2 separate regions of the Mus musculus genome follow, and region 1 is linked to region 2. The links are chromatin loops, found by intact Hi-C in ENCODE. Cell type or tissue: heart. All regions are shown on one strand.

Region 1 (5,000 bases), 83 kb after region 2:
CACAATGGAATCAGCTGTTTGTCTTAATTAGGTTTCTATTGCTATATTAAAACACCATAATCAAAAGCCCCTTGGGGACAAAAGAGTTTCTTTGGCTTGCAGGTTACAGTCCAATAAAGAGGAAAACAAGCCAGAAACTCAAATCAGGAACCCGGGGGCAGGAACTTAAGCACCAACCATGGAGGGACAGTGCTGACTGGCCTGCTCCCCTAACTAAATTGCTCAGCTTGCTTTCTTATGCCACCCAAGATCACCTGCCTAGAGATGGCCCCTCCCACATCAATCATTACTTAAGAAAATACCTTATAGACTTGTCTACAAGCCAAATCTGATTGGAGGCATTTTCTCAGGTTGAAGTTTCCTCTTTCCAAATGTCTCTGGCTTGTGTCAACTTGCATATAGCTAACCAACGCACCATTTGCTCAGAATGTGTTCTTGTCATTAAGTAACACAAACAATCACAATGTGTCCTTTCTAAAGGCTGGGACATCCCAAGTCAAGGTGTTGTCAGCACTACACTTCCTGAGAACACCGGAGGGAATTCCCTCCTTCTTCCTGCTAGAGTCTGGTGGCGGTGCTCTATTTGAAACTATATGCCTCCTGCCTTTGTCATTATGTGGCTTTCTCCCCGAGTGCCAAAGTTTAATGGTTTTGTATTTTCTTTTCTTTCCTAGATGTCTCCTTATAAAGCCACCAGTAATACTGGATTAAGGGTCTATTCTTGTCCAGAGAGATCTTTAATCTTAACTACAATCTATAATCACCCTATTTCCAAATAAGGAAATATTTGGAAGTAGGAGTGGCCAATAGGTTACTGCGTTTTTTAAATTGCTTTTTGTTTATTTGTTTGTTTGTTTGTTTGGAGACAGGGTTTCTCTGTGTAGCCCTGGCTGCCCTGGAACTCACTCTGTAGACCAGCAGAGATCCACCTGGCTCTGCCTCCTGAGTGCTGGGATTAAAGGCGTGCACCACCACTACCCAGTTTACTGTGCCTTTTTGGTTGGTGGGGAGGGGTATTCAACTCACATGGAAAGGATTTCCTTGAAGCAGTCATGTATTAAATGCATTGTCTCATAATTAAGAGAACATTTAAATGGGAACAAAACAGTAAGCCATGTGACCAAAAGGCTAGTCAAAGGCAGAGGTGTCCAGAGAGGTTTCTCTGAGGGTGACACTGAAGCAAGACAAGGGACTAACAGAAGGGCTGAGGAGAACTGTGTCAGCGACCCATGGAAGATTCACCACAGAGAGCAACTTGGGAAATGAGAGAAGGAACAGGGTTCTCCTGGATGTCACATCAGTAAGTCCAATGTCCCCAAACTGGGGTCTCCTGGATGTCATATCAATAGGTCCAATGTCTCCAGCACCAGGTCTGTCACAGAAGGAAAGCTGTGGATTGTTGTCTAGTTCTCCTGTTGTTTAAGTAGCTGTTTGTTTAGATTGTTATTTGTAGGGGAAGGTGGGGAGAGGAAGGGAGGAGGAAGAAGAGGAGGAGGGGGAAGAAGAGGAGGAGGAGGAGGAAGAGGAGGAGGAGGAGGAGGAGGAGGAGGAGGAGGAGGAGGAGGAGGAGGAGGAGGAGGAGGTAGGTTGTTCAGTCTTTGCGGTGGCATGTTGAGGGAAGCCAGATCTCATCCGTGTTCTCCTTCCTGTGGGGTTTGGAAGCCCCTGAAGAGGTAAGTACCACACAGATGTCTGAGAACTTCTGTTTACCGTGCATCTGAGTAAGAGAGCCTCCGTCAGAGCCCAACCTCCAGTCCATGACTGCTGGGGTCCCTGTGAACTTTCAGCGTGACACATTTAACAAGAAACTCTCTGAGTATGCTTTTGGATCCACCTACCCCATTGCTGAAAAGGAGAAGAAAAGGAAAAATCTCCTACACGTTCAAGAGATATCCCCGATGTTAAGACTGCCCAGGGGACTCAGGTTTGATCCCCAGGACCCCCCTGAAAGCTAATAATTCTCTGTAACTTCAGTTCCGGGTGGTGTTCTCTTCTGACCTCTGAGGGCACCAGGCTCACAGTGGTATACAGACATACATTCGAGCAAAATACCTACACGATTTACATTCTCCAAAGTATTTTTAAAGTGATTTAAGAGCCCTGATCAGGTTGTACAGTGGCTAGGTGTGGTGGGAAGTGGCCCTTCCTTTTCAGGGACAATGCATCCCTCCCTATGCCGGATGGTGGCATTTCATAGCTCAGCCTCCCAGTGTCACCCTCCTGGCCTCCATTTCCCATGTCGCCCCGGGTCAGAGAGGCCCAAGTCAACAGAGGTGACTCCTCCACCCCTCAGGAAGAGAATACTGTGAGAAGGGTTTGCTGCCCAGGGCACATCCCTGAGGTTCAGTCTATGCACTGGGACAGAGCGGCTTCCGGACCAGCATCCAGGTCCGCTGCGAGGCCAGGTGGTGTTGGCGTTGGCCGACTTTACCCTCTCTCCATCACTTTTTCCAGGAAGGGGTGGGCAGTGATGGTGGGGGACGTTGTTGGCAATGAATGATGGGTTTTTTTGAGCTGAAGCCAATGTATTGTGTGTGTTTGGGGTTCTGGCAGCTTGCCTCCATCAAGGGAGACACGAACAAGACCGCCTGCCACCCCAGCCTCGGGTGGGTGTTTTTGCATTGTCAGGGTAGATAGGCACAGTATAGTTATCAACCCAGATTCGAGTCTTTCAATCTCCTCACATCCTTAAGCAAACGAAGCAGGACTGAATGTGGGCTAGGTGAGGCAAAGAGGTGCTCTTTAACCCTTTCTTTCGGGTGTATGCATCTCTCTCGCTCTGTGAAGCGCGCATGCGCGCTTGATATGCAGGTGTGAGGCTGTGAACGCCCAGTGCCTTCCTCATTTACTCTCAATATTTTTGAGACACAGAATCCCACCCAGACCTTGATTCAGCTATTCGGTCTGGCCAGCAAGCCCCCTGGAATCCTCCTGTGTCTGCCTCCTCCGTGCTGGGGTGACAGGTATGCACGGGTTTGCCTGGCTTTTTATACTTGCTCTAGGCATAGAACTCCGGCTTAGGCAGCCAGCACTTTGAGCCCACTTTCTCAACCACTTTATCCAGGGGTGAGATGCCAACAGGTCCTTCCTTTCTGCAGAGCATTACTTGAGTCTAGGTCTTTTTTAAGGCTGCAGCCAAGGGACTATAACCCAGCTGGGTAGAGTTTCTAGCTATTTACAAAACCTTTGTGGTCTGACTTCTTCCTCTCAGAACTTGCCTTTGTCTGAGAAAGCCCAGAACAAAAGAGGGAGGAAATGGCAAAATCAGAATGGCCAACCTTTGATCAACTGCCTGAGCAGTTTCCTTACAGGATCCAGGCCCTCGCTCGCTCATGCCCCAAAGTTCTCTTAAGGAGTCAGGTTACCAGGCCTGAGTTGTGTTCAGCACCTTTCCTACCTGAGCGGATTGCAGTTTGTTTTTATCTGGAAGGTTCGATGAGGCAGGCTGTTTGCCACTGTGGGTGTCTTATTGAAGAAGTTACTGCTGTCACCAGCAGGATACCTGTAAACAAAACCAGATCCCTGACCATCGGTGACAAACTTGAGTGATATTTAAGAGTCTGAGTATGCTACCTGGGGTTGATGGAACCGCAGCACCAGGAGAGACCGTTCTAATTCACAGCCTTGGCAGAACCTGGAAGCCCAACAGCTGGAACTTCAGAGAATCCCTTGGTGGAGGCAACCCGCCAGCCTTGGCAAATCAAAAACTCAGGATGCTCCCTGAAGTTGGAATTCTAAATAAAGGTTGGCCAGTTTTAGTATAGCTTAGCATCTTGAATATTGCATGGGATACAGTTATGCTATAAAAATATTTGTTCTCTGCACGCTGTTGGTGGGGATGTAAATTGGTGCAGTCATCATGAAAAACAGTATAAAAATGTGCTCTAAAAATTCAAGCTATAGCTATCATATGGCTATGGATGAAATGCATACCCACTGAAATAACCATTGAAATGTAATTTTTTATGATGGTATTAGGAGGTGAGGGGCCTTTGGTTAGGTAGTAAGGGTTCTCTATCATGGTGGGATGAAAGATCTTATAAAAGGTTCTTGAGGCCATGGGGTTTCTCCTGCCACGTGTGTGTGTGTGGGGGGGGGGGGAGTCGGGGGAACAAGACTTATCCCTCTGTCACCAGCATAAGGACACAATGATTGTACTAGAGTTGTCACCCTTAACACCTAAGCTCAGCCACTTATCCTCAATATTAAAGCCACATGTAGTGGTAAAAAGGTTTTGTTTTTGTTTTTGTTTTTGTTTTGTTTTTAAAAAAAAAAAAAGGAGATTTATCCAATATGGCCACACTAAGAGGATACACCAATGAGGCCCAGTGACCTCCTCAAGTCTATCTTTGGGGCCCAGACATGAGATTTAGGTTTAAACAGAGGGCAAGAAGTACGCATAACTAAGCAATCCTGGTCAGTGCTACCCATGACTACCTACCTTGTCTCAGCCTGTTTCCACCTTTCAAGCTGGTCCAACACGTTATCAGAACCGTGGGAATTCCCTCCCTGGTAGACAAGATCCTCCTCTAGCTGTCACCTGGCTTCAGCCCTCCCCCTTCCCACTGTGCCATTCCTAGGGAAACTCCAATTCCTTGGTATATAGCATCTCAAGAGCCAGACAGCCAGGGGTAAGGACGCACATGTCTCTCTGTAGAATTTCTTCACCGCTTCCAGGAGGGTTACAGCAAAAGGCTTCTACTCTGGGCTGAGGAGATGGGTCTGTCAGCAAATGTTGGCTGCACAAGCGTGAGGAGTTGAGTTTGGATGCCCGCACCCATCCAAACTCAAGGGATGAGTGATGGAGACGGGAGAGTGGGCCAGAAATTCCTGGACAGTGGTGAAAACAAGAGACTGACCGTGTCTCAAAAACAAAGTGGAAAGAACCCACTCCTGGAAGTTGTCATCTGACCTCTATACTTGAACTATGACCTGCACTGATACTAACACAGAGAGAGGGGGAGGGGGAGGGGGAGGGGGAGGGGGAGGGGAGGGGGAGG
Region 2 (5,000 bases):
ACAGATCCACGATTCTGCTTCTGGAAAGGTACTATGGGAAGACTGATGGAGAGCCAAATGAGGTAGTCTCTGTGCAGACAGAAAAGAATGTGGTCTTGGTGTTAGATGAGATGCTGGAGCTCAGAAGAAGCCAAGTGTCTGCTTGGATGCTTTGAAGGTCTCCCACTCAAAAGCAAAGCCCACTGGTTTCAGAGTATGGCAGGCCTGCTTCTCCTGGCAGAAGTGACCTCCTGTTGAGCCATGTGGAACAGAGCTCAGAATCCCAGAGCAGTCTCTCTTCTGCTTGTCATTCTCAACAAAACTCTTGTCCAAGTTGAAGGCAACAGTCAGTCCCTCTACCCATGCTGCTCTCTCTTACAGAACTAAGACCCTCCTTGGCCTCTGTAGGACCAGCACCAATCAACCTAAGATGCATATAGTTCTCCCTGGCAGTGGCTTCTGATTGAGAGGTGCCAACCTCGAATGTCAGCTCTCAGAGCTGGAATCTGTGCATTATACACCACTGAACTCAAGGTGTAGTGGGCTGTCATGCTGCCACACAGCTGTGATGGTTACTGTCATATTAAAATGCCCCCAAGTGACACAGAGCCACCATCTGACAGAAATTGCCTACAGTATGTCCATGAGGTCTCCAGGGTCCTTTCTGATGTGGGGCCAATGCCTTGCCACTAGCTGCTAAATTATATTTAAGCCCTCCTCAATTGTCCTTAAAACTTAATTCAGTGCCCAATATCTCAATAAAAGATATGTGTGAATGGATGAATGGATGGATAGTTGGATAGGTGGATGGGTGGATGGGTGGATGGATGGATGGATGGATGGATGGATAGGTGGGTGGATGAATGAGTGGGTGGGTGGATGGATGGATGGATGGATGGATGGATGGATGGATGGATGGATGGATGGATGGAATCAACAGTTGTTCACTATACATAAGGGGCAGGAATATGATCTTTGATCTTTGTGTCCTATTTTCTAAGGATGCAGGCCTTGCTCTCAGCTGAACTTCCTCAATCCATCTCAAACAGCTTGAAACCAGCTTTATAACTCGAGGTCACCCTGTTGGTGCACCTGGGGTTTCTATGCACTATTCTCCCATCCCCCAGAGGTACACACAAAAGCTTTCTGTAGTGAGAAGCATATCTAAAGAACAAGCCACAGTTTGCTTTGCATACGTAAGTGAAGAATTGGTCCCTGGTTGAACATTATGGTGGTCGTTTATTCTGGAAAAGGCAGTTCAGAAAAAGATATCCCTTAAAACGCTATAGCAGCCCACTTGGAACTCTTCCATGGAGGGACTGTGAAAGACACTTGAGCTTAAGAGCAGTTTTGAGTGGACAGAGGGTTCTTTAATTTCCCATAACCGCAGCATGAGAGAAGTATGTCTATTACCTGTAACTGTTCCTGAAATGTGTGACCAGGTCTATCTCAGAGGTTACCAGTGTTCCTTGTAGTGCCTAGCAGCCCCCGCTAAGACCACTTTAGAAGTGCCTTTGCAGTTCTTAGCTACTGTTGTAAGGCTTTCAGTGTCTGGGAAAGCAGAGAGAAACTCCCTCTGTTTAAGATTTGCCCTTGCACGGACCTTAGCACTCAGCAGGGAGTCTGACAGCATATAGCATCTCTCCCCCTCCCTCTCCCCCTCCCTCTCCCCCTCCCTCTCCCCCTCCCTCTCCCCCTCCCTCTCCCCCTCCCTCTCCCCCTCCCTCTCCCCCTCCCTCTTCTCCTCTCTCTCCCCCTCCCTCTCCTCCCCCTCTCCCCCCTCTCCCCCTCTCCCTCTCTTCCTCTCCCTTTCCCTCCCTCCCCCTCTCTCCTGTCATCCATCTTCCCAGCTCCCCTAAGAGAGCCATTTTGGTTCCATACAAAGGGTTGGGACTGAACGGAGGGCAGGAGACTCTGAAGCCACTGTCTTTTGTGTCTTGTTGTTGTTGTTGTTGTTGTTGTTGTTGTTGCTAAACTTCAGATTCAGCAGTGGGACTGTTTCTTTCTGTTATAGCCTCGATTTTCCTAACTTTAAACCCAGAGTCACCATGCAGCGTCCCTTGGGAGCACAGAATACAGGGTGTGGGGAAGGAAATCACAACCCCTCTGGAACTTTTGGGAAGGACCAGGTTCAACTCCCCAAATGCCCTTAGGAGTGAAACTCAAAACCCATCCCTAGGCTAAACTGGGCAGCCCAACTAAACCCTTGCCTTGAGAAGGGGGGCACTGAGCACTGGGCTTGCTTAAGCCCTGCTAACCACAAGCTGCCAATTACCACATGCAGATCAGGGCAAGCTCCTACCCTCCCCAGAAATGACCAATGGAAAAGAAAGAACAGAGTCCGGCCTGGCCAGGCAGGATACAGTCTATGGAAAGGGGTTGTTTTTGTTTCCATTGCCATAGCAAACACATCCTCTTGACTTACTGAGGAGGGAAACAGTATGGTCGCCCTGCTGGAGGTTACCAAGGTGAACAGAAGCCGAGATTAAAATCTGCCAGCCCAGAGATGCTCTGAAACACAGGAAGGCCCAGAGAGGAAATCTAGTGTGCTATTGGTAAATTTTTTTTGGACGCTGTTTACGTTTGAACTTTTCTCTGTTTTCCTGTCGAAACTTCCGTACCCTCTTCCTGAGTCACCACGAAGGCCTGGACAATGCAGTCCCTGCGCTGCGGTCGGACATGGGCAGGGCCCCACTTCCTCCTTCCTGCAGGGATATCCTTCCTTTCCTATAGAAGAGGTAAGAATGCAAGGTTCATGTGAAAATGTTATTATATTCCTTATCTCAGTCATTCGGGCTTTGCCATTTGGCGACAAAAAGTCCGCCTGGCCACGTTCACAATAGAGGTCGCCCCTGTCCCTCGATTTGGCTCTTGCTGTTTTCTCAGCTGAAGAGGGCAAACAGGCTGTTAGAAATGTTGCTTGTTTTCCAGGATCTTATCAGGAGTTCATGTCGAAGGCCAGACACAAAAGGGAGGGCTCCATTTCTTTTTTTTTTCCTCCCCTTTCACCCCCCCCCCCATCATTGTTTTTCATTGAACTGACAGGAAGTGAGAGTCCCCCTGCCTGTCCCTCTGGGGAGAAAAACGGATTCTATTCTGTTTTTCAGATGTATCCCCTACCACCACAAGGTTTACCCTGAAATGAACGTGCCCTACATTTACACAAAGGTGGACCCTCAGGATCGAAAATGAGCCCGTTTTAAGTGGAGATCTTTGGGTGTGACCACTGCTCTCTGCCTCATGGAAATGCACAGGCCCTTGGAGGAAGGAAACTCCTTTGCCTGGAGTTCACATAAACTAGCAGTTCCCACTTACAACTGCCTGGCAGGGTAGGTTGAATGTTGGTGTGGGACACAGAAGCCACAGACATATCTTAAGAATTCTGGTGATTGTGGCCAACCCCCGACCTTCTACTTAAACAGGCTCAGTCTCTGAAGTTGATCTGATGGGATAGAGGCTCTGTTCAGGTGCTCTGTGTCCTATGGAAGTGACCCCCCCAGATGATAACATTTTAAGAGAGGCAGTCATTTCACATGTAAACCCTAAACACAGGAGTTACATAGAGCTTTATTATATTTCATGAGCAGAGGGGCCTCACTACTCAAAATTGCTTCATCTTGGCGCACAGGCTTAGACCCTGGGAAGCCACTCCTCGGTAGAGTCATGACACAAGTCATTCCACTTATTACCTTCAACACCACCAGAGTCAGAAAGCAGTATCATTCCACTCAACAGTAGCTGTGATTTTGCCAAGCCATGTCAGCCTCAGCCCACAGCTCCTCCTCTGATCAAAGAGCCTATGCTCCGGTCTCATTTTCCAGTGCTCAGGCTGCTTGATGCTTGGGCTCTCACACTGAGAAAGGATATTTGTAGGCTGGGAGAAACCTTCCAGCTTCCTTCCTCTCAGGCTCTGTAGGATGACCTTGTTGGTGGACTTCTCTGCAGGTCCACACCCTTGACTATGTATGATGAGACCTTCCTACCCCCAAGTTTAGTCTAGGGTACCCATTTGATGTTCCTGAAGAACTTGCCAAAGGTCTCCTCTGTAGTGTCTCTATGCCATAGTGATAGACAATGTGGAAGCAGTTATTTCTTTGCTCAAGAGTTAAGTCCTTGAAAGAAAAACTCTGTTGTCTGGGCCATACTTGCTCCCAAACCCTAAAGTTTCTTTTCCTGCTTGCTGCTTCCTTACAACCTGAGACAGCAGGGCTTTTCTGTGTTGATCGGCTCAGAGAAAGGAGATTATAATAAACAGGTTTTAAAAAACAGCCAGGAGGCCAGGCAGTGGTGGAACACGCCTTTAATCCCAGCACTTGGGAGGCAGAGGCAGGCAAATTTCTGAGTTCGGGGCCAGCCTGGTCTACAGAGTGAGTTCCAGGACAGCCAGGACTACACAGAGAAACCCTGCCTTGAAAAACAACAACAACAAACAACAACAAAACAAAACAAAAAAAAAACCAAACCAAACCAAACCAAACCAAACCAAACCAAACCAAAACAACCAACCAGGAAGAGACTCTCCCTAACTTTTGTGTTTCAAAAGCATTGTCTATCAAGGAAGTTGAAAAGACCCACAGGAAAGACAGAACAGTTGGCAGAAATGTCATGGATAAGCAAAGGTCTGAGTTCAAAGCCAGTCTGGTCTATAGAGTGAGTTCTAGGACAGCCAGGGCTGCACAGAAAAACCCTGTCTCTAAAACCAAACCAAACCAAACCAAACCAACCAACCAACCAACCAACCAAACAAACAAACAAAGTAAAACAAACAAAATCCCCAAAAACAAAACAGAGAAAGAAGAGGAAAAGGAAGAGAATGAGGAGGAGGAGGAGGAGGAGGAGGAGGAGGAAGAGGAGGAGGAGGAGGAGGAGGTGGAGGAGGAGGTGGAGGTGGAGGTGGAGGTGGAGGTGGAGGTGGAGGTGGAGGTGGAGGTGGAGGTGGAGGTGGAGGTGGAGGTGGAGGTGGAGGTGGAGGTGGAGGAGGAGGAGGAGGTGGAGGTGGAGGTGGAGGTAGAGGAAAGAAT

The links. Hi-C counts contacts between places; a loop is a spot of excess contacts. Peaks named below come from ENCODE experiments on the same cell type or tissue, not always from the same donor. Only the 100,000 strongest peaks of a DNase experiment are listed, where the experiment ranks them.
Region 1: a loop joins it to region 2, with 7 times the contacts of the local background. A loop is called at or near these places in 6 of 42 quality-filtered maps.

Annotation. Positions count from the first base shown.
Region 1 is chr10:93,416,578-93,421,577 of GRCm38, forward strand. No RefSeq gene overlaps it. Among named protein-coding and RNA genes, the nearest start is that of Gm40742, 12 kb to the right of the region's middle. In heart, no CTCF peak of the experiment used is centred here; DNase peaks (open chromatin) are centred at 534 and 2,244; H3K27ac peaks cover 792 bases.
Region 2 is chr10:93,333,625-93,338,624 of GRCm38, forward strand. It overlaps Gm17745 (predicted gene, 17745), which reads left to right and starts at 2,587. Exons shown (of 3, transcript NR_038014.2): 1 at 2,587-2,717. In heart, CTCF peaks have their summits at 2,827 and 3,071; DNase peaks (open chromatin) are centred at 2,707 and 3,257; H3K27ac peaks cover 3,476 bases.